2 separate regions of the Homo sapiens genome follow, and region 1 is linked to region 2. A link is an interaction called in ENCODE POLR2A ChIA-PET data of the cell type or tissue named here. Cell type or tissue: OCI-LY7. All regions are shown on one strand. Each heading gives the region's core, and the rest is flanking DNA. Links, peaks and the distances in the headings are about the cores only.

Region 1 (16,223 bases), core at 4,335-12,334, 130 kb after region 2:
AAAAAAAAAAAAAAAAAGTAACAACCAATTGCTGGCTAGGATGTGGAAAAACTAGATCTCTCATACACTGCTGGTGGGAATGCAAAATAGTACAACCACTATGGAAAACACTCTTTGGCAGTTTCTATCCGATACACCGCAGCAATCATACTCTTATACTTTTATCCCAGTGAAAACTGGGATGTTCACAGAAAAACCTCTACATGAATATTCACAGCAGGTTTATTTCTAATAGCCAAAAATTGACAACAATCCAGATGACCTTCAACATGAAATGATTCAACAAATTGGTAGCACATGGATGCCATGGAGTACTACTCAATAAAAATGAACAAATTATAGCTATAAGCAACAACTCTGGAATCTTCCAAGTAAAAAGCCAATCCCAAAAGTCATGTACTATATGATTCCATTCATTCATTCATTCATTCATTCATTTATGAGACTGAGTCTTGCTCTGTCACCCAGGCTGGAGTGCAGTGGTGTAATCTCAGCTCACTGCAGCCTTGACTTCCTGGGATCAAGCAATACCTCCATCTTAGCCTCCTGAGTAGCTGAGACTACAGGCACACACCACCACACCCACCTGATTTTTGTATTTTTGTAGAGACGATGTTTCATCATGTTGCCCAGGCTGGTCTTGAACTCTTGAGTTCAAGTGAGCTGCCCATCTCAGCCTCCCAAAGTGCTGGGATTACAGGCATGAGCTACCATGCCCAGCCTGATTCCATTTATATAACATTTTTGAAAAGACAAAATGCAGGGGGTAAAGGGAATATAGGAGGGAGATGGCTGTGATAGCAATAAAAATAAAAAATAAAAATAAAAAACAGGTGATCCTTGGGATGATGGAACTATTCTGTATCTTGACTACCAAAATTCCAATATCCTGGTTGTGAAATTATACTATAATTCTGAAACATATTACCACTGGGGTAACTGGATAAAAGATACACAAGACCTCACAGTAGTAGTTCTTAAAACTGTATGGGAATCTATAGTTATCTCAAAATAAAAACTTAATTTCAATGAGAAATCTGAAGTGAAACATATTTATAAACTGGTAGTAGAGAGATCTGAATTTTAACTTTATTTTTATTTTAAAAAGAAAATTAGCTAAAGCAACTAAAATATCCAAGAACAATTAGAAAACTACATAAAATAGTTTATATATTTAAGTTTTAAATTGAATGGCTAAGCAGTTTTTAAGTTATAAATCCAAAGCCACTATTCGAGAGAGGAGGAAAAGGGTGCAGTGTTTGAAATACGGCAGGCAACATGGACCCAAAACAAATTACCAGCACCATAAAGGAGCTCCTGGATCTCCATCAGGCTCATCCTGGATGAACAAATTTATGTGAAAATGAGAAATGACCAAGAACTTAAAAGCAGATTACAGGCATGTGATCAACATTTAAATGACATTGGAAGAAACGGTGACTACTATAGAAACTAATGAAGAAACAGATAAAGAGATATATAAATCAATGAAATGGAATATTCCAACATTCTTTGTCCATGGAGATGGTGTCATACTAGTTGCCTTCCACTGACAGCTGGCTGAAACAAGGAATTTATCCTGTATAGAAAAATACAAGACTTGGTTCAATGGCCTCTTTAAATCTGTAAGACATTCAAAAGAGAAACCTGCATACATTTTGAAATAAATGACTCCACGATTCTTCCACTCCTAAACTGAGGAGATTTGCAGATAACTCACAACTTCCTAAGCTAAGAGGTATTTTTATTTTTCTCCAACCATTCCAATAAATGTGATCAAGATACAGAATTTTTTCAGGAGATCATTTGCTCCATTTTTTTCTTTAAATTTGATATTTGCTTTTTGATTTCTTAAAAAGACTATCAAGAGAGTAAAAATAAAACCCAGAGAATGGGAGAAAATATTTGCAAATCATGTATCTAGTAACAGACTGGGATTGAAAATATATTAACTACTACAATTCAACAACTAAAAAACAACCCAACTCAAAAACAAAGAACTTGAATAGTCATTTCTCCAAAGATATACAAATAGCCAAAAAGTACATATAAAGATACTCGACATCTCTAATTATCAAGGAAATGCTAATCAAAACCATAATAAGGCCAGGTATAGTGGCTCACACCTGTAATCCCAACACTCTGGGAGGCCAAGGTGGATCACATGAGCCCAAGAGTTCAAGACCAGCCTGGCAAACATGGTGAAACCCCATCTCTACTAAAAATACAAAAATTATCCAGGTAGGGTGGCACATGCCTATAGTCCCAGCTACCTGGGAGGACGAGGTGGGAGGATTGCTTGAGCATGGGAGGAAGAGGAGGCTGCAGTGAGCCGAGATTGCACCACTGCACTCTGGCCTGGGTGACAGAGCAAACTCTGCCTCAAAACAAAAAACAAAAAACAAAAAAACCAACAACCACCATGATGAGATACCACCTCACACCCATTAGGATTGCTATTATCAAAGAAACAAAATAGCAAGTGTTGGTGAGGATGTAGAGAAACTGGAACTCTTGTATACTTTCGGTGGAAATATACAGTGGTAGAGCCACTGTGGAAAACAATATGGTGGTTCCTTAAAAAAAAAAAAAAAAAAAAATACTAAACACAGAATTACCATATGAGCCAGCAATTCCGCTTCGGTGTATATATCCAAAAGAAATGAAAGCTGGGTCTCAAGGAGATATTTATCGACCCATGTTCATACAGCATTATCCACAATGGCTAAAATATGGCATCAACCCCAGTGTCTACCCACAGATGAATGGATAAGCAAAATGTGGTATATACATACAATGGAGTATTATTTGGTCTTAGGAAGGAAATTCTGACATATGCTGAAACACAGATGAACCTTGAGGACAATATGCTAAGTGACTCACGAGGTACTTGGTCAAAATAATAGACACAGAAAGTTAAATGGTAGCTGCCAGCGGCTAGGAGGCTTTGGGAGTTATTGTTTAATGGGTATAGAGTTAAAGTTTTGCAAAATGAAAAGAGTTCTGGAGATGAACAGTGGTGAAGGGTATACAATAATATGAATGTACTTAATACCAGTGTAGAATACATTTAAAAATGGTTAAGATATTTTATTTGTATTTTATCACAACAAAAAAGTTCAGAAGAAAAATATATAAATCCAAAGAAGGGAAATTTTAAACATTGGGTGGAAGTTTCAGTGGAAATAATGGTACTTGAGTTGGACTTGGATGAACAGGATGTACACAAAGAGGCCAACTAAGAGCTGTAGAGCAATGACTTAAAAAAAGTAATGATGGGAGAGCTTCTACTTTCATTTAAATCATTTCTCAGAATGAAAACACGCCAACATTCAAATTTCAGTTTTCCAGAAATTGTGAACATGGATTACCAAATGTTGATAATCATTTTTAAAGAAGAGATAACTTTAAAAATCTGCTTCCAAAGATTCAATACAGGTAATTTCAACATCAGTAATACATTATTCCCACATATGCTGTCAGTAAAAAAGTAATCTGATCTTAGGTAATGCAAGTGCCTGATTAGAGAGTATTCCCAATTCCTCCTTCTCATCCCTTCTAACATTCCTGTAATTCATTTCGCTCATCCATAAGCTATAACTACTGAACAGATTGTTGCCATTATCAGCAACAATCAGGGACATGTATACATTTGTCAAAACCCACAGAATGTACAACACAAAGAGTGAAGCCTAATATAAACAATAGACTTTAGCTAATAATAATGTATCACTATTGGCTTATCAATTCTAACAAATATACTGCATGAATGCAAGATGTTAATAATAGGGGAAATGGAGAAGGAGGGTTTGGGAATTTTTTACACTTCTTAATCAATTTTTCTGTAAACCTGAAACTACTCAAAAAACTTAAAGTCTATTTTTTTTTTTTTTTTTGGAGACGGAGTCTCGCTCTGTCACCCAGGCTGGAGTGCACTGGCGTGACCTCAGCTCGCCACAGCCTCCGCCTCCTGAGTTCAAGCCTCCCGAGTAGGCGGAATTACAGGCATGCGCAACCACACCCGGCTAATTTTTGTATTTTTAGTAGACACAGAGTTTCACCATGTTGGCCAAGCTGGTCTCGAACTCCTGACCTCAAGTGATCCGCCTGCCTCAGCCTCCCAAAGTGCTGGGATTACAGGCATGAGCCACTGCACCCAGCCTTAAGTCTATTTTTTAAAACTTGAGATCATGAAGAATTACACACTACTTTAAGGATAAATCTTTCTCTGAAACTTCTTGGCTCAAATATTGATGTAAACTTTTTTTGTAAATTAAGCTGTATCCAGTTATTTCTAAACTAAAAAAATAATCATCTATAACAAACTGGCGTCCGCCAAAGAGAAGATGGAAAACCAGGTCTATCAACTCAGAATTTCCTCACTTAGATGAGCCCAAAACTCTTTTTTTCTCTAACACCTATTAAAAATCTTTGGGAAATAGTATTATTCTAAAGAAACTGTATTCTTCAGAACATACCTAGGAAAATGCTGGTATAATAAGCAAAAAAAACCAACAGAGTCAGGAAACTTGGATTTCTTTTTCTAATCTGAGTTATGTCATTAATAAGCTAAATTACCTCCACATTTCACTTCTCCAACTGGTCTAACAGCTTCCTGTTGTACTAATTAAAAAGAAAAAAGAGGTGGTACTCCAGACTAGTCATTTACAGTGATAGTGAGTGAGTATGAGGAAAACATCAGTATTCTGGGGAACACACCTATCATTCACACAAAATTATCTGTTAAATATATTACAAGAAAGAGGGCCAGACGCAGTGGCTCACGCCTGTAATCCCAGCACTTTGGAAGGCCGAGGCGGGCGCATCACGAGGTCAGGAGATCGAGACCATCCTGGCTAACATGGTGAAACCCCATCTCTACTAAAAATACAAAAAATTAGCCAGGCGTGGCGGCGGGTACCTGTAGTCCCAGCTACTCAGGAGGCTGGGGCAGGAGAATGGAGTGAATCTGGGAGGCGGAGCTTGCAGTGAGCAGAGATCGTGCCACTGCACTCCAGCCTGGGCGACAAAACGACACTCCGTCTCAAAAAAAAAATACTACAAGAAAGGGTAAGGTTAAGGTCTATGAAACACATGGGACAAAAATAAACCTTAGGGTATAAGTAGTGACAAAGATCCTTTTCCTTGTCACACATTTACATGTTTATCATACATGTAAATTACATCAAGCCTACTACAATAATTAAATAAAGGCTCAAAATAACTGTCATTTAATGATATACATAATTACAGTCATCCCTCAGTATCTATGGGGGATTAGTTCCAGAACCCTCACATATGCCAAAATCTGAGGATGCTCCAAGTATCCCTCATATAAAATGGTGTTGTATTTGTATATAACCTATGCACATTCTCCCATATACCTTAAATCATCTCTAAATTACTTATAATGCCTAAAACAATGCAAATGCTACATAAATAATTGCTATATTGTTGTTATTTGTATTGTTCTTTTTTTTTTTTTTTTTTTATTGATCATTCTTGGGTGTTTCTCACAGAGGAGGATTTGGCAGGGTCATAGGACAATAGTGGAGGGAGGGTCAGCAGATAAACAAGTGAACAAAGGTCTCTGGTTTTCATATGCAGAGGACCCTGCGGCCTTCCACAGTGTTTGTGTCCCTGGGTACTTGAGATTAGGGAGTGGTGATGACTCTTAATGAGCATGCTGCCTTCAAGCATCTGTTTAACAAAGCACATCTTGCACCACCATTAATCCATTTAACCCTGAGTGGACACAGCACATGTTTCAGAGAGCACAGGGTTGGGGGTAGGGTCACCGATCAACAGGATCACAAGGCAGAAGAATTTTTCTTAGTACAGAACAAAATGAAAAGTCTCCCGTGTCTACCTCTTTCTACACAGACATGGCAACCATCCAATTTCTCAATCCTTTCCCCGCCTTTCCCCCCTTTCTATTCCACAAAACCGCCATTGTCATCATGGCCCGTTCTCAATGAGCTGTTGGGTACACTTCCCAGACGGGGTGGTGGCTGGGCAGAGGGGCTCCTCACTTCCCAGTAGGGGCGGCCGGGCAGAGGCGCCCCTCACCTCCCGGACGGGGCGGCTGGCCGGGCGGGGGGCTGACCCCCCCACCTCCCTCCCGGACCGGGCGGCTGGCCGGGCGGGGGGCTGACCCCCCACCTCCCTCCCGGACGGGGCGGCTGGCCGGGCAGAGGGGCTCCTCACTTCCCAGTAGGGGCGGCCGGGCAGAGGCGCCCCTCACCTCCCGGACGGGGCGGCTGGCCGGGCAGGGGGCTGACCCCCCCCACCTCCCTCCCAGACGGGGCGGCTGGCCGGGGGGGGGGGGACTGACCCCCCCACCTCCCTCCCGGACGGGGCAGCTGGCCGGGCGGGGGGCTGACCCCCCCACCTCCCTCCCGGACGAGGTGGCTGCCGGGCGGAGATGCTCCTCACTTCCCAGACGGGGTGGCTGCCGGGCGGAGGGGCTCCTCACTTCTCATATGGGGCGGTTGCCAGGCGGAGGGTCTCCTCACTTCTCAGACGGGGCGGCTGGGCAGAGACGCTCCTCACCTCCCAGACGGGGTCACGGCCGGGTAGAGGCGCTCCTCACATCCCAGACGGGGCGGCGGGGCAGAGGCGCTCCCCACATCTTAGACGATGGGCGGCCGGGCAGAGACGCTCCTCACTTCCTAGATGGGATGGCGGCCGGGAAGAGGCGCTCCTCACTTCCTAGATGGGATGGCGGCCGGGCAGAGACGCTCCTCACTTTCCAGACTGGGTAGCCAGGCAGAGGGGCTCCTCACGTCCCAGACGATGGGCGGCCAGGCAGAGACGCTCCTCACTTCCCAGACGGGGTGGCGGCCGGGCAGAGGCTGCAATCTTGGCACTTTGGGAGGCCAAGGCAGGCGGCTGGGAGGTGGAGGTTGTAGCGAGCCGAGATCACGCCACTGCACTCCAGCCTGGGCACCATTGAGCACTGAGTGAACCAGACTCCGTCTGCAATCCCGGCACCTCGGGAGGCCGAGGCTGGCGGATCACTCGCAGTTCGGAGCTGGAGACCAGCCCGGCCAACACAGCGAAACCCCGTCTCCACCAAAAAAATAGGAAAACCAGTCAGGCGTGGTGGCGCACGCCTGCAATCGCAGGCACTCGGCAGGCTGAGGCAGGAGAATCAGGCAGGGAGGCTGCAGTGAGCCGAGATGGCAGCAGTACAGTCCAGCTTCGGCTCGGCATCAGTGGGAGACCGTGGAAAGAGAGGGAGAGGGAGACCGTGGGGAGAGGGAGAGGGGGGAGAGGGAAAGGGAGAGGGAGAGGGAGAGCGGAGGCACCTCTCTTGGTGAAGATGCTGGGCTGGATCTGTATTGTTCTTTATTGGTGTTTGTTTTGGAGATGGAGTCTCATCCTGTTGCCCAGGCTGGAATGCAGTGGCGCAACCTCGGCTCACTGCAACCTCTGCCCCCCGGGTTCAAGCAATTCTTCTGCCTCAGCCTCCCAAGTAGCTGGGACTACAGGCACACGCCACCACACTCGGCTAATTTTCGTATTTTTAGTAGAGATGGGATTTCACCATACTGGTCAGGCTGGTCTCCACCTCCTGGCCTCGTGATCCACCCGCCTCAGCCTCCCAAAGTGCTGGGATTACAGGTGTGAGCCACCATGCCTGGCTATTGTATTTTTTTATTGATTTTCTTCTCAAATTATTTTCAATTCATGATTGGTTGAATTCATGACTACAAAATCCATACATATGTAACCCATGGATAAAGCGGGCCAGCTCTATTACTGTACATCACACTAAATACTAAGCAGTTCAAAGAAAATGTTTATAATTAGTATTAATTTCTTAGAGATAAATAAAAATCCAGTTCAGGAACAACAAGGTTGAAGAGGCCATTCTCATATGACTGATGACACCTTCAAGGGGCAGAAGAGTAGTAGCAGGGACCAATTTCTACTTAAAAGAATCAGTCCTGGCCGGGCGCGGTGGCTCACAGCTGTAATCCCGGCACTTTGGGAGGCTGAGGCAGGCAGATCATAAGGTCAGGAGTTCGAGATCAGCCTGGCCAATATGGTGAAACCCCGTCTCTACTAAAAATACAAAAATTAGCCAGGCATGATGGCGTGCACCTGTAGTCCCAGCTACTTGGAAGGCTGAGGCAGAAGAATCGCTTGAACCCAGGAGGTGGAGGTTGCAATGAGCCCAGATTGCGCCACTGCAATCCAGCCTGGGTGACAGAGGAAGACTCCGTCTCAAGAAAAAAAACAAAACAGAATCAGCCCTAGCCTGGGCAACGGAGTGGGACCACATCTCTACAAATAAATATGCAAACTGGGTTGTGCACACCTGTCACTTCAGCCCAGGAGGTCAAGGCTGCAGTGAGCTATGATCACACCACTGACTCCAGCCTGAGTGACAGAGCGAGACCCTGTCTCAAAAAAAAAAAAAAAAAAGACCTATGCCTGCTCACGAATCTATTACTATACACCCAGAAAATACAAACATATCAACTAAAATACTAAAAGCAATTCTTCAAAAGTCATCACTATAGTAGATAATAAACATGAAACTCAATTGCTTCCTTTATTTAAATAGCCAGATAATAATGCAATTGATGAAATAGCCTCATAAAAACAGAAGCCCTTGCCCTCCCTCCAAAATGTTTTTAGAAATAAATATAACAAAAATATATGGTTTCTTAAAAATAACAAATATGCGTATCAACAAGAAACACAGATATGACAAGATGAAAATCATAAATGCCACTAAAGGGCATCAAACATCAAATAAATGGGAAATCTATCTTCCTAGAAAGAGATATGCTATCGTAAAGTTATCAATGATCTTCTAAATTAATCTACAAATGCAGACCCTCTCAATCAACATACCACCAAGAATTATTATTATTATTATTTTGAGATGGGAGTCTAGCTCAGTCCCCCAGGCTGGGTGCAGTGGCACGATCTCGGCTCACTACAAGCTCCGCCTCCCGGGTTCATGCCATTCTCCTGCCTCAGCCTCCCGAGTAGCTGGGACTACAGGCGCCTGCTACCACACCCCGCTAATTTTTTTGTATTTTTAGTAGAGACAGGGTTTCACCGTGTTAGCCAGGATGGTCTCGATCTCCTGACCTCGTGATCCGCCCGCCTCGGCCTCCCAAAGTGCTGGGATTACAGGCATGAGCCACCGCACCCGGCCAAGAATTATTTTTAGAAGCTGATAAAAATGATTCATGTCCACCTGGAAAATTCATTTAAAAGCAGAGTAACAAAGCAACACTTCCAGATATTAAATATACAATGAAGGGGAGAGAGGTCAAAATAGCATAGTATCATAAAAAACACAACAAATAAAAAAAAGAAAATCCTGACATAGTATAAACATATTTGGGGATTTACTATTGATAAAGGCAGACTTTCAGAAGTAAAACGATTATTCAACAAACGGCACTACAACTAGTTAGAAATTTGGGGAGCATAAAGCTAGATTATTTTTTCACTCCTTAAGCCAAAATTTAAAAAGCTAGGTTATTACTTTTATAATCTTGGTGCAAATACTTTCCAATAATAACATTAAAACCAAAAGGCATAAAGAGACTGACAAATTTGATTACATTAAAATTTAAGCATCCATATGGCAAACACCAGAGCCAATGCATAAGGATAAGCAACACATCAATAAAAACCATGTAGAACACAAAAGGCACACTGTATATGTACTATACCTAAAAGAATTGACATTTAATTTTTCAATGTCATAATTAGTAAGTCGTGGATTTAAATCCAGGCAATCTGACTCCAAAACTTATGTTCTTACATACTATACTATATTGCCTCTCTCAGATGTCCACAAGTATTATAAGACAACCAATACCCATTTTGGTCAAAAATGCATACAGGTAATTTTATATACCATTGATGGAAGTACAAATTGATACACACTCTTCAGAGGGAATTTGATTCTAGCTAGCTATCAATTTTAACTACACATACCGGAGTATATCTGGGAGATGGAATTGTGGAGAATTTTCATCTTCTATGTTCTATATTTCTATGTTTGAATTTTTACAGCAAGATTATTTTTATAATTGGGGAAAAAACAGATTAAGGTAATTGTTTTTACCCTCTGCCTATCAAAAGCCCTTCACCTTATCCAGCCTTCCTATCCTACCCTAAAGTGTCTCACTCTGTAGACATTTGTAAGACAGAATCGACAGAAATTTCAATTACTAAGGTCAGGAAAATAAAGATGACTCCTAGGGTCCCTGGCTTGGGAATGGCTTTTAAAAGAGCAGACAGGACCCTCTGTTGATACCAGGTATCCACGACAAATCAAAAAGCATCTACTATATACAGTCCCTGCTATTTTGCAGTCAGCATCAAGACAATAAACTAAATCTTCTGAAGTCCCCAGGGATTAATAGGGCACCCAAAGGATCCATTTGATGCTGCCAAGATCCTTATCTTTTCCTAGAAGACTGAGAGATTTATTCTAGTCTCAAAGGATATGCCTCTTAAATCACTTCCAAAATCTATAAGGAAGAGGAAAGTCAAACCAACTTATTCTAGGTTGTGTGATAACCTTGGCAACAAGATTCATTTTTAGATCACTAGTTTCTTGCACTGGTCCTACTACAAACATACCCTCCTCTCCCCACCCCCCCTCCATCAGACCTCCCTCCATGCTCCCACAAAGAGTCTAGAGTGACCTAAGGTGTGAAATTCCAAGAACACCATTATTAGGTGCTTCAAGACTTCAGGATCATGCAAACAATATAACCTGAATATATGAAAACCACAGCTGGGTGCAGTGGCTCACACCTGTAATCCCAGTACTTTGGGAGGTTCGAGGTGGAAGGATCACTCAAGCCCAGGAGCTGGAGACCAATCCTGGCAACATAGTAAGACCTCTACCTCTATAAAAAATAGAAAAATTAGCTGGGCGTGGTGGCATATGCCTGTAGTCTCAGCTACTCAGGATGCTGAGGTGAAAGGATTGATTGAGGCCATGAGTTCAAAGCTGCAGTGAGCAGTGATCATGCCACTGCACTACAGCCTGGGCGACAGAGCGAGACCCTTCTCCAAAAAAGAATAAAAAAGAAAAACACAACTGCATCAAAATCACTGCACTCATACTGAAATTGAGCAATTATCTCCACAAATAACTTGTCCAATGTAAAGAGTAAAAGTACTGGATTTCTTCCATCCTCCTTTCACAGTCGCCTCAAGAATTACTAAGGAATGAAATATTTCACATAAATGTACTTTATCACGGAATTAAAACTTGCCTTTTTACAGTTTGGAATTTTATCTCTTTAGAAATACTTCAGAAATTAATTGGACTGCAGACACTTCTGGCTCAAAAATGTTTGAACAAATGTTTACCTTAACTTCCTCACACACATAACATATGGAAACAAAACTATTTCTCACTGTTAGAGATAAGTTACAAGTATGGAAAGGGGAAAAAAAACAACTTAGAGTGAACCTGGTGGTGCTGGATTAGAATTGCATTATAGAAATATGCAGATGCTCCTCGATTTACAATGGGTTTACATCTGGATAAACCCATCATTTAAGCCAAAAATATCACAGGTTGAAAATGCACTTAGTACCCCAATAAAACCCCTGGTAAAGTCAAAGAAGTATAAATCAGGGACCATTGTATATATTTATAGATATATAAATAAAAATAGATGTAAATATGTGTAAGTACATAAAAATATTTCCTAGCTTTGTATATGAAGAGGGCCTGAGAGTAACAATACCCTAAAAACAACAATGTACACAAGCCCCAGATCTTGGCTTCTAAGTATCATTTTCCACTAAAAACAACCAGGAAAAGTAGAAGATATGTTAGAACATCTAATTGTGCTAAAAAACAAGGAGTACTCAAAAAAGGAAGAGGTATCAAAAACAAAAAAGAAAATAAGCCAGGGGGTTCTCACTGGCCAATCAAGAACAATTTGAGCACCAAAATAAATAGTAATGCATTATGTCCTTGCGAAGATAAACCTAGGTACATGTAAATAAGTGAATTTAAAATATGACAAACAAAACAAAATATTTACATAGTTTCAAAGCACCTACCGCAAAATATTAGTTAATTACAAACAGGGAATGAATACCTTAAAAAGGGCAAGTCTGGCAGCCACAACTTTAATCACATAAAGTGAATACCATAATAGGACACACTGAAATTGCCTGCCACCTGATAAGACGTAATAAGAAGAATGCAGCATCACTTTTACAATAACCCTGCCAAAGATCTAATCATAAAAATCTAATCAAAGATCTAATCATGAAAAATATCACACAAATGAAAATTGAGGGGTATTCTACAGAATAACTAGGCCTGTCATCTTCAGATCTTCAAAAGTGTCAAGGCCTTGAAAAAAAAGAGAAAGAAATTATTCCAGATTGAAGGAGAATAAAGAGATGACAACAAAATGTAACACATGATTCCAAACTGGAATAGTTTGCTGTAAAACACATTATTGGGATAATTGAGGTTCAGATGTTAGTAATATATTCATGTTTACTTTCTGATTTTGATGGTAATGATGTCATTATATGCAGGAGAATATCCTTGTTTGTAGGAAATAAACATTAAAATATTTAGGGGTGACGGGCTGGGCGCGGTGGCTCACGCCTGTAGTCCCAGCACTTTGGGAGGCCAAGGCAGGCAAATCATGACATCAGGAGATCAAGACCACCCTGGCTAACACGGTGAAACCCCATCTCTACTAAAAATACAAAAAATTAGCCAGGCGTGGTGGCGGGCGTCTATAGTCTCAGCTACTTGGGAGGCTGAGGCAGGAGAACTGGCGTGAATCCAGGAGGTGGAGCTTGCAGTGAGCCAAGATCACGCCACTGCACTCCAGCCTGGGCGACAGAGCTCTCAAATAAAAAAAAATATATATTTAGGGATGACGACAGGGCATCATGTTAGCAACTTAGTCAAATGGTTCAGGAAAAAAAATGTTCAAACTTTTCCATATGTCAGTCATTGTTTCAAAAATTAAAATTTAATTTAAAAATATCTATAGCAGTGCTGAAAACCTGGGAGGGGTATACCTACAGATAAGAACAGAACGGAATTTATAAAGAATACAAAGTAGGCTGGGGTCGGGGAAATAACAAAATGCAATACACTTGAGGAACCAGACACCCAAAACAAGAAGAAAGTGGGATCTCCAAAAAAGATGAGTTTTCTTAGCAAGAAGGATTAAGAGAAGCATATCCTGAGCGGTCAGCCAGAGAGCAAAACCATAGTAAAACACTGTGTAGCTAAAGCCTCTAGTACAGCTCTATGTATGTAGGAGATGTGACACTTGGACAGTGTGATTATGAAAAAAGGAGACTGCCTCCTGAGGAACAGTAAGCACCTGTACCAAAAGGTCAAGCTACCCACATACCTTCAAAGAGAAACTCGTTAAATATTTCTCCCTTTCCTCTTCTAAGCAATCACCAAAGCCAGAAGAAGGATTCATTGGGCTGGGAACATATATTTAAATGACCAATACAGTAGAGACTAGGTCATCATATAAAACTTTGACTACCATGAAAATCTAGTATTTGAAGAAAAAACAAAAAGCATGACATACACCAAAAGCACAGTAAGATCAAATTTTCTGTAGTGTTAGTAGAATAAACAAAAGACAATGTTAAAAGAACATCTCAGAGATTAAAGGTTACATGCAGACCAAAAATAGGGCTAGAAAACCAAAATTGGGCCAGGTGCAGCGGCTCATGCCATAATCCCAGCACTTTGGGAGACCAAGGAGGGAGGACTGCTTGAGGCCAGGAGTTCAAGACCAGCCTGAACAACAGAGCAAGAACCCATCTCTACAAAAAAAAATAAAACATTAGCCGGGCATGGTGGTGCATGCCTATAGTCTCGGCTGAAGGTGAGGTGACAGGATAGCTTGAGCCCAGGAGTCCGAGGCTGCAGTGAGCCGTGAGTATGCCACTGCACTCCAGCCTGGGCAACACAGTGAGATCCTGTCTCAAAAAAATAAAAACAAAAATAACTCCTATGAAAAACTAGAATTCTTAGAAACTCTGTTCCAAAAACAAGTAACAAAATAACTGAAAACAAATGAAAATCAAGTAAGTGGGCTTAAAGATCAAGCTTCAACACTCTCCCAGAATCCAATACGAACAGACAAGAAAAAAAATTTAATTAATGAAAGTTCCATAAATCCCAACTTCCACCTAAGTTCTTGAAGTGCAGTCCATAGGCCCTGGAAGTCCACAGTCTCTGGAAGTCCCTGAGACACTTTCAAGGAACCTTCCAGGTCAAAACTGTGTTTATAATATTGAAATGTCATTTTTCCCTTTTCCATTATATTTACATTTTACACTGATGTTGCAAAAGCAATGGTTGCAACAGCTAACACCTTTACAAGAACAAAGGCAATGCCTTCAAGCTGCAATAGTACCACTACATATTCCCAGGTTTATGTCTTTTTTTTTTTTTTTTTTTGAGACGGAGTCTTGCTCTGTCGCCAGGCTGGAATGCAGTGGCGCGATCTCGGCTCACTGCAACCTCCACCTCCCGAGTTCAGGCAATTCTCCTGCCTCAGCCTCCTGAGTAGCTGGGATTACAGGCGTTTGTGACCACACCGAGCTAATTTTTTGTATTTTAGTAGAGACAGGGTTTCACTGTGTTGTCCATGGTCTTGATCTCCTGACCTTGTGACCAGCACTTTGCGCGGTGGCTCACGCCTGTAATCCCAGCACTTTGGGAGGCCGAGGCGGGCAGATCACCTGAGGTCAGGAGTTCAAGACCAGCCTGACCAACGTGGAGAAACCCTGTCTCTACAAAAAATACAAAATTAGCTGGACATGGTGGCGCATGCCTGTAATCCCAGCTACTCAGGAGGCTGAGGCAAGAGAATCGCTTAAACCCGGGAGGCAGAGGCTGCGGTGAGCCGAGACTGCACCACTGCACTCCAGTCTGGGCAACAAGAGCAAACTCCATCTCAAAAAAAAAAAAAAAAAGAAAGAAAAGAAAGAAAATCTTCCTCCCTTTTCCAACCAAATACCTGTATAAGGCTGGATTTTCTTCATATACTTTAGCCAAAAGAACATACTGTAACAGATGGAGTGAAGAAGCAGATATGAGAATCGAGCTGTTTTCTATTAAGCCAAACATAAGAGACTTGCAAAAATATAAAACATTGCCACTATTTTTGCTATTTATTTTAGAAAACAATTATATTTTTATTAAAACAATGTTACACTAACATGCAATAGCTTATTTTCAAATAAATTAATTTTTTTTAATTTCTGTTTTGAGTCAAACCAAAAAGTCTGAGAACAGCTGCCTTAGGACTATTACTATTTCTTGTAATTATACCATATTATAACAGAGTGAATCCTCCTACAGGGAAATGAAATGTACAAGGCACTTAGCCTCAAAGTAAGTTGTCCCAGATTATTTTCTAAGTTATTCAGTCATCTTTCCATTTTTCTATTGCTTCACTGTAACACCACAGGTCATAACTTCACAATGCTGTAAACGTACCTTTCTCACGCCTTCTGGGATACCAAAGAACCAAAAACAGCTCATTATGTACATAAGTAAATGGGCTCTGAATAATAATGGCCCTAAAAGTGAAGTCCCCAGACTCTGTCATACCTGTTGTGATTAAGGAGATGTCATTTTTTATTTTCTAGTTTTTCTACTACATTCAATATGCTTTTAAAGCTATAATAAATAACCTCCAGATAAGTAGAGTCTTATTAAGTGAATTTTTAGATATTCTCCTTTTCTATCGTCTTCCACAAAGTGAATTTTTAGATATTCTCCTTTTCTATCGTCTTCCACACTATCACTTAAAGCCTGGCAAGACCTTCATTCAATGGTGTCTGGAACAAAATTTGAAGTGACAAAAATAGAGTGATAGAGTACTATTGTGCTTATTTCATGAAATCAAAGAAAGATAATTTCAAAATTTTAGGGATTCTGTGTCAGAGAAGACATCTAACTTGAAAGGTAGGACAGAAGAGGAAGGTACAGAGAAGAAGGAACAGAGAAATATATCTGTATGTTTTAAGAGGCCAAAAGTATAATAAAACAAGAAGGTAGAGAGGGTTACAAAGTCTTAATACATAAGAATAAATAACAACCTGGTATTATCTTAACAGTCAATTTTAAGAACACTAAAGAGAAAAAGGAAAACTGAGAAAACAAAGTATAAAACAAACAATGGCCGGGAGCGGTGGCTCATGCCTGT
Region 2 (16,223 bases), core at 4,414-12,413:
TAGCAGGGGGCAAGGGCTACTCTTCCCATTGTCTTGGAGCCATCACATCAAGACCACCATATTTCTTACAATTAAGCTTAATATTTACTGAGGTTCTACTGTGTACCAAACACACAATTCTAAGGGTGTAATATGAATTAGATCCTTTGATTCTCATAATGCTCAAAAAAGATTCTTTCACTATCTTATTTTAGAGAAGAGAAAGCCCAGGCATGGAGAGGCAAAGTAACTTGCTCAGTCACAAATTGAAACCCAAATGGTTCAGAAAAATAAATGTGTATAACTGTATGAGTGAGTGTGACTGTGTGTGTGTGTGTATGTGTGTGTGTGTGTGTGTGTGTGTGTGTGTGTGTAGAGGGAGGGAGGGAGAAAAAGAGAAGAAAGAGGAGAATAAATGATAAAGACAATGTAGCAAATTATGAACGACTGGTGACCAATTGATGTAATACTGGTGTTTGTTGTAGTATTTTTGTGGCTTTTTTCTAAGCTTAAAATTATTCAAAAAAAATTTTTTTTAATTAGTTTTATTTTTAGAAAGTGTTGGGACCAGAATTTAAACTCAGGCAGTCTGGCTTTCAGAATCTGTACTTTCAGCTATTAGACATTAATGTCTCTCTCTCCCTTTTTTTTTGGTTTGAGGATTATTTTTTAAGTTCTTTAGTTCTCAGCTAAGAACGGTGACAGTAGGGGTAGAAAATGAGAGCTATACTTGTGTCCTAGGTTTGTCTTCCTTCTAAGACTGTAAGTGTTTAGGTAAAATGAGTAGCTGAATGAACAAAGAAAAGGAGGGGACAGGAAAAAATGAGTTTCGCAGATTTAAAATTTTTCTTCTCCATTTCTGAAAGGACAATAGCCCACATCCAAGAAGTGGTACTCTAATCCCCCTCAAATTAGTAAAAATTAACATTCCTGAGCTTAAACAAAATCCTATGATGTATCAAACTTTTTTTTTTTTTTTTTTTGAGACAGAGTCTCGCTCTGTCGCCCAGGCTGGAGTACAGTGGCGCGATCTCGGCTCGCTGCAAGTGCCGCCTCCCGGGTTCACGCCATTCTCCTGCCTCAGCCTCCCACCCACAATTTTCAAAGTTAAAGTGAAAACATTTTAAACTGTGAAAACATTAGAGTGTTATAAAATGAAAAAAAAAAAGATTTATTTTAATTACCTGAATAATTTTATCACCTGGCTGCAGTAATTTTGATGCTGGTCCTTCAGGTTGTACCCTTGTTACAAATATACCCTTTAACAACAAAAAAAATTATTTAACTAAAAACAGTATGTATAAATAACAGAGTACCAAGGAGCAATTTTTCCTCCACACCATGCAAATATTTGAATCATGGTACAAGTTTTCTCCCTGACTTCTCTGAGTAATACTGTAACAAACTAGTTATTTTTACCTCTAGTAATTCTGACTTTAGTGATTTCTCTTGAGAGTAATAAAATTACTTTTATAGGTGTGTGAAAAAGCAATAAGAAAGTTAAAAATCATTTCATTATATCATAAACATTCATAGTTTTTGGTTAAATTGTTTTAACTTGAACTGATCAAATTACAAAACAAAAAGGTAAGCAATAGAGTGGGGAATCCAGGTGATGTCTACCTAGATTTACATAAACATCTATTAGATTTTCACTTACATTTAAGTATTCAATCGGTAAATAAAACTTTATAGGTGTTTCAAGAATATACAAAGAAAACTTACATCATCATCAGGTCTGAATGGGTTTCCTCTACCCCCGACACCACCTGATATGCTAAATCCAAGTTCTGGATCCTTTTCAACCCTCACTCGAATCTGAGTTAATATGAAAATAAAGGAAACTTACTATTTCAGAAAAAGTTATAATGCAACAACATCCATATTTAAATACTGATTGGTTAAGTCCAAGCAAACATAAACATAAGAATTCATCAAAAATAAATATTTGGTCAGATGAAGTGAAATACAACATAGAATATTATGTTAATGAGTTAGTGAGTTAAAGGCAGAGCTGGGATTATATAAAGCATAGCTCCTAATTTTATTGCTTGTCTTATGAGGATAAGGAATCAATTAATATTGACCCTGTTTTACTTTTTAGACGTCACAGATTTTATATGACATAGTACATAAACACAAAACATGTATATTATTATCAGTTTCCACTTGTGGGACATCTAAATTACACAGTATCTCTGTTTAGTGGCTTGTTACATAAGATATCTAAAAGATCCACTGGTGGTTTTATGATACTAACTCTTTATTTATCAAATCTGTTTAAAGGCTTCAAAGGAGTTGGGATTTTAAAACATGACCAATTGAGAGTTTTTATAACCAAGCTAAAAAAAAAGATGCAAGAATTAAAACTGTGTTATAAAACACTCCCTTTCACCAGAGACACAACCAAAATGAATAAAGCATTTGATCTCTACCTTTCTAATATTATCATTTTATTAATAACTATCAAGATATAAGAATGTGTAGCTCGCTGACTTTTAAAGTACTTTTTAAGATTAAATACTCAAAGTAGTTTGAAGTCTGTAGTCAAATTTCAAAATCTAAGGAATTAAGATTTTAAGTGTCACAGAACAATTTCAGCTTAATGGTCTCCTATTTATATTCTTAAGGAATGTCTGACTACTGTAGTATCAACCAGTTTTGGTAAAGAAACTGTATCAGAATAAATAAATCATGCCCAAAATACTAAATCCTATGTTACATGATCACAAAGTCAAATAAAAATTACCAAGTTTAACGCCTTATAAACGTAACATAAAAATAAAACTTTAAATGGTAATAACTACGTTAATATTCTGTATGGATTTACTAATAATTAAGTAACCTATAAAAATACATAAAAAGCTTAGTCCCATATTTCAAATAGTCTTGATTATTCTTACCTCTTGTTTTGCCAGTTCATGGCCTTGTCTAGGAGAACAATGGGGCTGTGTATATGGAGGCTGGTGGGCCACTTTCAGCATCAAGTAATCAATTAGTTGTTCTCTAGAGGGATGCCTTGCCACAGATGCCTGAGGGGGGTGATGTATTTGACTATAATTTGCCTGAGGCCTGAGAGGCTGGCCCATCTGTCCATTACTCAAAGGCATCTAAGAAAAACATGAAGTATCTTAAAATGACCAATAATAATGTCTTATTTCAAATATTTGGATTTCTTCTTGGAGCATTACAAAAGCACTAGAGTTTTCACATTCTAATTAAGTCAAACAATACCATGCCACTTACTATTTTTCTATAATTTTAAAACTTAAAAGAAATAAGCTATTAATGTCTTAATTCTAAAGTTTCCTGAGTGCTTGTTGTTACACTCACTTTTTTAAGCTTTCAAATGGAAGTACATCATATCTACATTTTAAATTACTTGCTTTTTTGTGAGCTACACTTGTATTTTCTTAGATGTATCTATCTTATAATAACCAAATGTTAAAATGGCACATAGTATACCAAAATTTTAAAATTTAAGCCAGTCTATGAGATGCATATCTTTTCCCATACTAAATCAAACACACATACACAAAAGGTACATTTGCTGACGTTTTTCTTCAGAAAAAAACTAATTTTGTGGTAAAATTCTTTCCAAATTTATTTTTCTGCTTTTATTCCTTCTTTTCCAAAATTAACAAGTCAATTCAGCTATCTATGTAGAAAACTGATTTATTCCTTGTGTGTATGTTAGCAACGTTTATAATCTCTTATTATTAATTCCATAGACTATTAGCCATAAAAATTAAATGTTGACATTCTACCCTATTCATAAAGTAAACAGCAAAAAAATTTAAATTATTAGTTTGTTGTTGTTAGAGAACTATCTTTGTTTTAATGCCTCTCATTTTTAGAGAATAAACCTGACTTAAAATCACCTTTGTAGAAATGTGGCTAATAGCTTATTCTGTTAGCATGAGGAATCTATCTTAAAAACAAGAGGCAGGGTGCAGTAGCTCATGCCTATAATCCCAGCATTTTGGGAGGCCTATACAGGAGGATTGCTTCAGGCCAGGAGTTCAAGATCAGCCTGGGCAAAACAGCAAGACCCCATCTCTAAAAAAAAAAAAAAAAAAAAAAAAAAATTAGCTGGGCATGGTGGTGCACACCTGTAGTCCCAGCTCCTTGGGAGGCTCAAGTAGGAGGATCATTTGAGCCCAGTAGTTTGAGGCTGCAGTGAGCTATGAGCATGCCACTGCACCCTAGCCTGGGTGACAGAGCGAGACTCCATCTCTAAACAACAACAAAAAAGAGGTTACAGTCATATTACAAATATTTGCATATAAAAAGATTTTTGTGTAGAAAAATATGGTTCAGCTATTAACTTATAATTTCCTTGTTGGTTATTAACAGACAGAAAATCTCATAGACAAGGAAATTATGGGAAAACTATGAGGGAAATAGTTGAGGTCCAGTTCCCTAAATTAACCCAAATAGAAAAGTTTGCAGAAAGATATGGCAACACTTTCAGAACTGCATGCTTTTCTTGGTGAACCTTGCTGAAAGATATAAAGTAGTTTAGCTTTGGTATAGATTTGTATTTTTAAAAAAGGCATTCTATTTCACTGTTAAACTGTGTTATACTTGAGAACTTAGTTAAATTCTGAAGTCTAGGAACACACATGGGTATTCTGTGATAGGACACAAGGATGTTACTGACAAATCTTATATTGGTTGGAGAGAAGGAAAATGAAGGGCTATATTAGCCCTACATTTCTGGAGGAAAAAAACCTGTTTATTACTTGATCACTGTAGATTTAATGCAACTGATTTGCCCATGAGTAATTAACTGGTTCTGCTGTTGCTTTATTACTTACATACAATTCTGCAGATAGCCCATGATTTTCTCTACGTTTATACCATTTATTCCTACATGCAAATTCAGTATCTTTCTCCTGGGTAAAATCCAGGTGACAATTACTACTGACCTTAAGACTCCCTGACACCAAATATTTGGTCTTGCCTACATCAGTGTTAAACATACACATGGAATATATTAAGCTACAATTAGCAGATGGCTCAGGAAATTAGAAAGTATTAAACTCAGTAACCCTAAGCCACAAAATATATGTAATGAGAAAAAACTGGATGACAAAGCTCAATTAAAAGAGGGTAAAATAATAGAAACTTAAGAACTTATATATTAGATGAACTTAAGTATTAGATGACTTATGAACTTATATATTAGATGACCAGGTAGCTACTCTGAAGAGCAACATAGAAGTTTTATGTAATAAATAACTATGCTTCATAATTATATCTGGTCATACTAGAGGCATGGAATCAGTTAAGAAAATAAGAAAAAATAGTTGAGGGAGGATAGTAAAAAATTATCTGTCTGGCACTGGCCATACATAGATAATTGCAACAAAAGTACTAAAAACACAACCATCATCTATTCTACCATATACAAAAGTCTTTCAAGATGATTTCTAATTATCATTTGAAGTAATTACATTTGACTTTAGTAATAGTAAAAGATCCTAGAATGAAGAGTTTAACACAAGTTCATTTTCAATTCTCCAAATAGTTTTACTATCAGGAATACCAAAAAGGCCTTGATTCAAATGAAAAAATAAATAGGTGGTACTATATAACAGAAATCTAAATGCAAAAATAAAATAATTCTCCAGGGTAGAAAAATCATGAAATGAACTGAGAAATAGTAGACAGGGTCAAATTCTATTTTGTATTTCTGATATTTTAAAAATCCTTACTAATAAAGGGGGGAAAGCCCTCAAAAAAGTATTTTCATCTAAAGCACATATAATATCTAGTCCAAAAGCTGCAAAATATAGAAAGCTCACAGATACTACATTTTGTTTTCCCGAGCACCCACTTTCATCAAGCTGTCTGGAGGAACATCTTTGTGACTAAGTGTGGCTGATGAGTAGTTCTGCTGTCCTGAAATGAATATACCATCTTGACAAGGATCTCCTGAACTGGATGTCTGGGGATGCTTCTAATGAGCAGGAAATAAAAAGTAAACAAATAATGTTCTTTAAGATGTGAAACCAAGAGGATGACACTTGAGAGAAGATTAGGAAAAAATATTGCCAAATAGTGCAAAGATGAAGACCCAAATCAAACACTGCCATCATTACTGCCATCAATTAGTATCTTTCACTTCTTCCAAAGGTACATAGCAAGATATTTTTGTATGTATGAAAAGCTTATATGAAAACATATTGTTAATCTACTTATGTACAATACACACATGTAGAAGATGAATTTTGCATGTTATTTTTTCCTTTTAGTTTTACTTACAGTAATACCTAGCTTTTAATACCTTTGAACAACAAATATAGTTATTAATCAAAGTTTAGAGTCTCAAATTTTAAGACCAACTAAAACACACTCATGTTGAGCACTATAAAAAGATTTTTGGTAAAAAAAAAAAAAAAAAAATTAACTGCTGTTCTTTCAATAGAACAGTACCCCATGGGATTTTTTTCCCCTAAATTTTAATGACAAGCAGAACCAATACACTTATAGTCTTACAAAACTTATTTTATTGGGATAAGATTGGGGTGTGAAATGAATATAAAATTTGCTTTAGCTTAATTCTGCCACATTGATATGAGTTCAATAGTTTCAGAAGTACTGATATGGAGAAATGCTATTAAAACCAATTAACTGGTTAATATCTTTATAGGCCAAATAATATCCCTGTATTATAGTTTACCAAGCTGATAGCTTTAGGGGAAAAATAAGACTCAATCTCATTACCCCTGAATATTTCTTTCTTTCTTTCTTTCTTTTTGGAGAGAGTCTCACTTTGCCACCTAGGCTGTAGTGCAGTGGTGTGATCAAGGCTCACCGCAGCCTCGACTTCCTGGACTCAAGCAATCCTCCCACCTCAGTCTTCTGAGTAGCTGGGATAACAGTTGTGGTGTCACCATGCCTGGCTAATTTTCTAATTTTTGTAGGCGGGGAGGGGGAAGAGGCAGGGTCTCCCTACATTGCCCTGGCTGGTGTCAAATTCCTGGGCTCAAGTGATCCTCCTGCCTCGGCCTCCCAAAGTGCTGGGATTACAGGTGTGAACCACTGCACAGGGCCCCTGAATATTTTATTATTATAAATATGCCAGGAAGCAAGACACATATGTTTTTCACTTCAATTTTAGTTCTAAACACATCCCTATATATATTTTAGAAAACAAAACAGATTGTGATAAATAGCACTATTGTTACATTCAAAACAGTTTACGGCTAGCAACATAGAAATGCAAACTACATCATCATATTGAAAAATTAATCTAAAATCTACTTTGTTATGACATACTACAGCATACATATAGAGTTAAGGATTTCGAATTTAATCTTAGAAATTATATCCGCAACACATCTATCATGTGCAGTTAGTTCAAACCATGGCTTAGAATTTTTAGACGTGATCTAATTTTGTGTATTTATGCAATGAATACTTTATTTTCCTTCTCCCTTTTTGAGATGTGCTTTTAGAATACATAAATGAATTTAGCTCTCAGCTTGAAATTTTAACTCAAGTGTGAATGTATAACTATGTTTATCTACTTTTTAAAAGAACAAGCACACCATGAATGTAGAAGTAAAATTCAATGTATTCAAAGGCTCCAAATTAAAAAAAAACAAGCACAAAATGTTACTATAAAAGAATGTGGAAAATACAATTGCTCCAGGTGACTATAAATGGCAAAGATTACCCCTGAGTTAATAAAAGCCACTGATCTTTACCCCCAGGGACTCTTGGAATGAGAGACTGATAGTTATCACCCTTCTCTCTCATCTTTTAAATTGGGAGGTTCCTAGCTGGGCGCGGTGGCTCATGCCTGTAATCCCAACACTTTGTGAGGCTGAGGCGGGCAGATCATCTGAGGTCAGGAGTTCAAGACCTCTGGCCAACATAGTGAAACCCCGTCTCTACTAAAAATGCAAAAATTAGCCGGGTGTGGTGGTGCGCACCTGTAATCCCAGCTACTTGGGAGGATGAGGCAGGAGAATCGCTTGAACTCGGGAGGCGGAGGTTGCAGTGAGCTGAGATCGCGCCATTGCACTCCAGCCTGGGCAACAAGAACAAAACCCCGCCTCAAAATAAATAAATAAATAAATGAATAAATAAATAAATAAAATTGGGAGGTTTCAACGTAACTGCTGCCACTCTTAACAGCATAGGAATCACATGGTGGCAGGTGACAGAGGACAGCATACGTCTAGGTCAGGTACAGCCAGAGCCAAGAGAATCCAGGAGATTGCTCCTATTCTGTAACACCAGAAGAAAGCCAGGGATATATTAAAATGGGGGATACCATCGCTCAGGTAGAAGTAAAGGACCCAGAAGTAAGCAAATACTTCACAAGGAAACTATGGGGAGGGGATAAAACAGGGTTATTAGAGACAAAACAGTCTTTTCGGGATTGAAGGAGAGGGGCGGAAGGAAATATTCTAGAGACCATGCTACTACTTCAAGTTGTTATGGGAAAAAAATCTTAAAACAGGGCCATGCCAGAGTTGTTCTTTCTTTCTCTGCCTTTTTATCCCCCACACTGAATTTTGGTTAAAATCATAAACCTTTCTTCTTCACTACTAAGGAAATGTTTAGTAAAATGTGAGTAAGAAAGGATTTGTGCTTTGTCTTTTCACTGACACTTATTACAATTTCTCCAGTCTCACAGTTAATCATGCTCAGTGAATTATGATTAACATTAGTTCAGGGTAGTGCTTTCTCTCAGTCAATTCTCAGTCACTGGAGTTAAAATTATTCCTCCCTGTAACAGGTCTATGGATTACATATAGCATAGCCTTAAAATCCTTAGGAATAGAAAAGTTTAATATTAAGAGAAAACATACTACAAAGAATAGTTTTTGAAGATCTCTCAGTTATTCCTATTGTTCACTTTTTTGCATAAACAAGGGCTGACTACATCATTAGTTTATGACCAAAGAAACTCAGGAGATAATGAATTTATCAGCTCTGAAGAAAGATTTAGAACTAAGCCATGGAAGAACTCAGAGGAAATCAAGGTTTCTAACCCAGAGTAAACATTTTTTTTCCTGGAAACATTAAAACACTTAAAATTTGGGGTTTTCTCTTCTACAAGCTAAAAGTATTGGTCTAGTGTAGGTACTCACTCGAAAAATGTGCCCACCAGAACCTCTTCTGTCTGCAACACTCAAGGCAAGACTGCCCTGGCTGCCATGCAGATCCCTAGAGCTGCCACAGTGAAAACTGCTTACAGTAGTAAAATTGGAATTAAAGGACCTTGACAGCATGCTCTGAATAAAGAGGGGATAGATTTAACAGAGATTAGTGTAGCATGCAAAATCCACGAGACATGTTATATACGTAGACTTATTTACAAGTAACCCCAAAACCAGAGAAGTATCATGCAACACTAATTTTCATTAGTGAAAGAAATTGGAACCATTTACCATGTATTTATATGACAACATATACATATACACAAATTACACGTAAATACAACCATTCACATGTTTAAGCAAAGGAAGAAAGTACAGACATATAACTGCTTTTAGAATGCTATTTCCTTTACTCCTAACACATCTTAGATATATATGTCAGAAAATAGGAGTTGACGCCATATGCTGATGTATGTGTATCTAAAGTCATATACAGAACAGAAATTAATTTCTCTATATAAAGATAAATTTTACCAACACCCAGTAATTCTAAGTCAAATGAATTTTTAGAGAATCTACTTCATTTTATGCAAATTCTAACATATTAAACAAACTGAGTGTTTAAATATACATAACACAAAATATATTTGCAAAAAATACCACTTCAAAAATTTTTTTTTTTTTTAAGAGGTAGACTCCCAGTCCGGAGTACAATAGCAAGCTCCTGGCTCACTGCAGCTTCAAACTCCTGGGCTCAAAGATCTTGCCTCCTGAGTAGACAGGACTACAGGTCCTCATTACCACACCTGGCTAGTTGTTGTTATTATTATTATTATTATTATTTTTGTAGAGACGAGGTCTCACTACACTTGTCCAGGGTGGTCTCAAACTCCTTCCTTCAAGCAATCCTTTTGCCTCAGCCCCCTAAACTGCTGGGATTACAGGTATGAGCCACTGTGCCGGACCACATTTCAATTTCTAAATGTTTAGAAAAATATCTTGCATTAGAGAATAGTTTTAACATACGCGAATTTATGATATACCCTTTTTAATTTTATTTTTTAAAGAGACATGGGTCTTGCTATGTTACCCAGGCTGGCCTCAAATTCCTGGGCTCAAGCCATCCTCCTGCCTCAGGCTCCTGAGTAGCTGGGACCACAGGTGTGCACCACCATGCCTGGCTAGTTTTTTTATTTTTCATGTAGACAGGGTCTCACCACCTTGCCCAGGCTTGGTGAGTATAACTTTTAAAATGCTCCTGCTGCTCTAAAATTACAAGAAGAAGAAAACGAGAAAATGTGTGGCAAATTTTCCCCATTCAAATAAACTGGTATTAAAGATCACTATATTTTAGGAGTTAGTGGTGGCCTTTGCTGCTTAAATTTGAAGAGCCATTGATGGAATCCTCTCACAAACTGAATTCATATGAATACCTAATTGCTAATCCCAGTACTGCCTGAAGATGTACCTCAATAAACACACTGCCTGATTCCCGCTGTTCCACTTGTTTATTCCCAGTGTTATGAACTGCCGTTCTTCCATGTGAGTGCCTTTAGTCATGTCCCTGAGTGCTGAGGGCTTAATGGTCAAACTGGATGAAACCACATTTTGAGCATGGCTTGTTATTAATACAGAAATATCATAACAAGCATTTCTGTATTACTCTTAGCAAATACATTCCTTCTCAAAATCTGAAGTTGACGTCTAATGCCAAGAAATACAGGATTCCATAAAGAAAAAGATCTATAAAATTACCATGTACACTTCCAGTTATTCTGTGAAATCTAAAGTAGTGACTAAAGAAAAAGCTAAACTTATAGCCCAGACCTGCATTTTCCCAAACCATTTCACCAAGGTTAAGGATTTAACGAGGCAATCTGGAGGTTTCATAAACATTTGACTGGAATAAAAAAAAACAAAGAAATCATTCATACATACATAAATAACAGACACACACATTTGCTGTGCAGAGAGCTTTAATGTGTTATTGACTCAAGTGGCCTGATTAACCCTTTAGACAGATCTTGTAGCAAAGCTTTCTCTGTCATCTCCAAACACATGAGCTTACTGTAAATATTTTACTGATGAATAAAGCTGAAGCTCAAAACAGGTCTGGTTTTAAATTCAGGTTTGTGCAGACATCCACGTAAAACTGCTTCCTGTCACAACACATTGTAGAGTGCTCAATTAAATGCTAGGCATAATGTCCTGGGCAATGTTGTTCATTACATACTGATAGTTGTATAATAACGAGTGAACGTAACACTTACCATGTTGTGTTAATCATATTATGGTTTGGAATGCTTAATATCTGAGTTCTCATAAGGAATGTTAGTAAATGCTGATAGTAACCATTCACCTCTGAAATAAAAAGTTCTTATTCCTTTTCAAATTTTGCTTATTAATTAAATAAATCTTGAAATTTTCAAGGTGACATCTACTTTGTATCTTTGAATTCCAGGTACAGTTTTTTTTGTTTTTTTTTTTTTATTTTTGGCAGTGGGAGGTTAAGAGGGGTGACTATTAAAAGGTTTAAAAACTACTTAAGCTTCAATAGATTATTACTACTAACTCTCAGCTGAGTAAAGTAGCAAATTTTAATTTGGGAACTGACCTCATGAGGTAGGGCAGGCACTGTGAAAGCCCCCAGGGTAAAATTTTTAAATGTCTACTTTGCCATTAGAATTAAGATGGTGGGTGTAGGGGAGTGAATAGAGATCCTCCATCATCTTCTACCACTTTGAATCAATGAAGTTTGGAGTCTAAATCCTGCTGCTATTAAAGTAGTTAATTAGTAATATATTTATGTAGCACTTTCAATCTGCTTCTAACGCCCATACATTCTGATTACACCATCTAATGAATAAGCATCAAAGTAGCACAAAGTTGTTATATAAATAAAACAGGGACAATTTTCAGAATTACATGATTTTAGAATGTTTTGAACATAGGAAAAGAAAGCATCCCCACGAGAGACTTGCAGAAATAAAGAGTTAATTTTCACTGGCAAATTACTCAAATTATGCTTCAATATTAAGGATTATTTTTACTGAATAAAATTATTTTTAGGAGGCTGGTGGTAGAATCACATTAAACTCTCAGACAACTCAAAAGAACCACATCTAACATTATATAACCTAAAGTACTATATCTGCTCAGGAAGTAACAGTGGCTTCACCTTATTTATTGTGTCAACTTGAAATTCTTCAGACCAGCTTTTAAAGTTGTTCCCCCTCCTTCACATAACATATATATCATCCTGGGAAAATTACTTAATTATTCTGCGCCTGAATTTCCTTACTGGAAAATGGGATAACAAATAAATGGATGCTGGTTCACATACAAAGCAAAACACACACACACACACACACACACACACACACACACACACACACACACACACACACACACACACACACAGGTCAAAATTAATCTGAAAATCTCTGAAATCACTCGGAATGTACAGTTTTATTTATAGACCCCATATAGTAAAGTTTGAAAACCACTTACCTAGGTTAAAGGAAGAACAAAGGTAAAATCTAGGTACAAATGTTTGGTTATTCAAACCATCCTGCCTTAAAATAATAAATTTCTAGCAGTTAATGGTGGGTAAGAGGGGAAAAGATGAAAGATGGTGAAGAAATCTTAAGGGTGTACATATCACTGAATTGGAATGGGCTGCTCTTTGAAATAATAAGTATGTCTAGCAATCTTAGCAATTTAACATTACTTAAAACAATGTATCTTTTCAGTCTCTTAAAAACACACTTTTTTCTTATCCCACATAATTACTGCCTAGGAAAATTCACTCATTCACATGGTTTGTATCTCAAATTTGCATCACTAAACCTAGTATCGTATTGTGTTCCATGTTACTTGCACACAGTCATCACATCAAATTCAATATATTCAAAACCAACTAAGCTATTTTTTGCCAAACTTTTATACTATACCACAATGCTTTAAAGACTTCATTTCCTTAACTACCAGAACTTTAAAAAAATATTGATTTGGCAGGGCATGGTGGCTCACATCTGTAATCACAGCACTTTGAGAGGCTGAAGCAAGAGGATTGCTTGAGGCCAGGAGTTTGAGACCAGCCTGGGCAACATAGTGAGACCCTGTCTCTATTTAAAAAATTAATTAATTAAATAAGGTTAATGACCAAATATCTCAAATCAGAAACCTTGGCTACCTCTTCAATCTTTTTTCTCATTCCATCCCTAAAACTAAACAATTTTAACCCAAGTGTTTTTCAGACTCATCACCACGAGAGCCAAAACCCCAGCTCAAGTATCTCTCATTTGGCTGTTTTATTATTGAAACTGTTTCCTAAGCTACTTCTTATCAATTCATCCTGAACACTTTTGCCTAAGATATCCTAAAATACTCTATATGCTCAGGAAATAATAGTGGCTCTCTTTTGTTTATTGTGTCAACTTGAAATTCTTCTGATAGGCTTTTAAAGTCATTCCTCTACACTACGTAACACATATCATCCTGGGAAAATTACTTAACTCTTCTGTGCCTAAATTTCCTTATGGTAAAATGAGATAATAAAAATATCACACAGGACTCATGTGAAAATTGAGAAATATTTGTATAGCAAGGTAACTGTACAGTGATAGTAGTTTCTGGCACTTTGTAAATACCAAATAAACTTTATATATTATGACTTTCTAATATTCATACTTTATTATCAAATGTTCTCAAAATACATCTTTAATTCAACCAGGTTGAACTCCTTGTCTCTGCTTTCAGAATTCCTTCTTGATATATAACTTTTACCTTAATCTATTAATCTTAATCCTATTTATCAAAATTGTAAGTTTTTCAAAAAGCACTGTTTGTTGAATAATCCCATCTTCTGTGATTACTATTGCATTTATCATTACCATTTTATCTTTCAAAATGAAAACATTTTAGAAATGTATCAAAAAGTCCCCAAATCTCACCGACAGATAATTACTAGCAGTACATTAACATTTCATCTTTTGAACCAGTTATTACCTAAACTATGAAATAATCTTCTGAACTATATTTTCTGAAGAAGAGATGATTAATAATGAAATCATGAAGAAAATACCAAATTTCCATTGAAATTTCTATTTTTGTTAGTTTTATGTGTGTACGTATATAAGTGTGTATATAAATACGAATGTCTCTATTGACATTTTATTGGTATTGTTTCTGACAGATAAGTATATTTAACAGAAAATTATTCAAGATCATCATCCTTGATAAATAGGTATTTAAAACAAATTTTTACAAGCTAAACATACAGAGACTATCTTCACTTTTTAAAAATGTCTTAATCGAGAAATTGGGAGGAGCCAAGATGGCCGAATAGGAACAGGTCCAGTCTACAGCTCCCAGCGTGAGCGACGCAGAAGACGGGTGTTTTCTGCACTTCCAACTGAGGTACCGGGTTCATCTCACTGGGGAGTGCCGGACAGTGGGTGCAGAACAGTGGGTGCAGCACACCATGCCTGAGCCGAAGCAGGGTGAGGCATCGCCTCACCTGGAAAACACAAGGGGTCAAGGAATTCCCTTTCCTAGTCAAAGGAAGGGGTGACAGATGGCACCTGGAAAATCGGGTCACTCCTGCCCTAATACTGCGCTTTTCCAACGGGCTTAACAAACCGCACACCAGGAGATTATATCCCGCAACTGGCTCGGAGGGTCCTACGCCCATGGAGCCTCGCTCATTGCTAGCACAGCAGTCTGAGATCAAACTGCAAGGCCACAGCGAGGCTGGGGGAGGGGCACCCGCCATTGCCCAGGCTTGAGTAGGTAACCAAAGCAGCTGGGAAGCTCGAACTGGGTGAAGCCCACCACAGCTCAAGGAGGCCTGCGTGCCTCGGTAGGCTCCACCTCTGGGGGCAGGGCACAGACAAACAAAAGACAGCAATAACCTCTGCAGACTTAAATGTCCCTGTCTGACAGTTTTGAAGAGAGTAGTGGTTCTCCCAGCACGCAGCTTGAGATCTGAGAACAGGCAGACTGCCTCCTCAAGTGGGTCCCTGACCCTCAAGTAGCCTAACTGGGAGGCACCCCCCAGTAGGGGCAGACTGACACCTCACACGGCCAGGTACTCCTCTGAGACAAAACTTCCAGAGGAATGATCAGGCAGCAGCATTTGCGGTTCACCAATATCCGCTGTTCTGCAGCCAGTGCTGCTGATACCCAGGCAAACAGGGTCTGGAGTGGACCTCCAGTCAACTCCAACAGACCTGCAGCTGAGGGTTGTGACTATTAGAAGGAAAACTAACAAACAGAAAGGACATCCACACCAAAAACCCATCTGTACATCACCATCATCAAAGACCAAAGGTAGATAAAACCACAAAGATGGGGAAAAAACAGAGCAGAAAAACCAGAAACTACAAATCAGAACACCTCTCCTCCTCCAGAGGAACGCAGCTCCTCACCAGCAACGGAACAAAGCTGGACGGAGAATGACTTTGATGAGTTGAGAGAGGAAGGCTTCAGAAGATCAAACTACTCCGAGCTAAAGGAGGAAGTTCAAACCAATGGCAAAGAAGTTAAAAACTTTGAAAAAAAATTAGACTAATGGATAACTAGAATAACCAATGCAGAGAAGTCCTTAAAGGACCCGATGGAGCTGAAAACCACAGCACGAGAACTATGTGACGAATGCACAAGCCTCAGTAACTGATGCGATCAACTGGAAGAAAGGGTATCAGCGATGGAAGACGAAATGAATGAAATGAAGCGTGAAGAGAAGTTTAGAGAAAAAAGAATAAAAAGAAACGAACAAAGCCTCCAAGAAATATGGGACTATGTGAAAAGACCAAATCTACGTCTCACTGGTGTACCTGAAAGTGACGGGGAGAATGGAACCAAGTTGGAAAACACTGCAGGATATTATCCAGGAGAACTAACCAAATCTAGCAAGGCAAGCCAACATTCAAATTCAGGAAATACAGAGAACGCCACAAAGATACTCCTCGAGAAGAGCAACTCCAAGACACATAATTGTCAGATTCACCAAAGTTGAAATGAAGGAAAAAATGTTAAGGGCAGCCAGAGAGAAAGGTTGGGTTACCCAAAAAGGGAAGCCCATCAGACTAACAGCTGATCTCTTGGCAGAAACTCTAC

Evidence for each region. ChIA-PET counts read pairs that join two places held together with the same protein. Peaks named below come from ENCODE experiments on the same cell type or tissue, not always from the same donor. Only the 100,000 strongest peaks of a DNase experiment are listed, where the experiment ranks them.
Region 1: POLR2A ChIA-PET joins it to region 2 with 5 read pairs; 7 of 35 experiments call an interaction of 5 or more read pairs at or near these places.

Annotation. Positions count from the first base shown.
Region 1 is chr5:65,930,582-65,946,804 of GRCh38, reverse strand. All of the region lies in intron 1 of ERBIN (erbb2 interacting protein), which reads right to left. It also overlaps the pseudogene LOC100303749. Among named protein-coding and RNA genes, the nearest start is that of ERBIN, 12 kb to the right of the region's middle. In OCI-LY7, for the core only: CTCF peaks have their summits at 11,122 and 11,341; a DNase peak (open chromatin) is centred at 8,304; H3K4me3 peaks cover 3,519 bases; H3K27ac peaks cover 4,171 bases.
Region 2 is chr5:66,061,890-66,078,112 of GRCh38, reverse strand. ERBIN (erbb2 interacting protein) reads right to left here. Exons shown (of 26, transcript NM_001253697.2): 22 at 5,822-5,944; 23 at 2,883-3,089; 24 at 1,705-1,797; 25 at 1,164-1,238. Among named protein-coding and RNA genes, the nearest start is that of SREK1, 74 kb to the left of the region's middle. In OCI-LY7, for the core only: no CTCF peak of the experiment used is centred there; no DNase peak of the experiment used is centred there.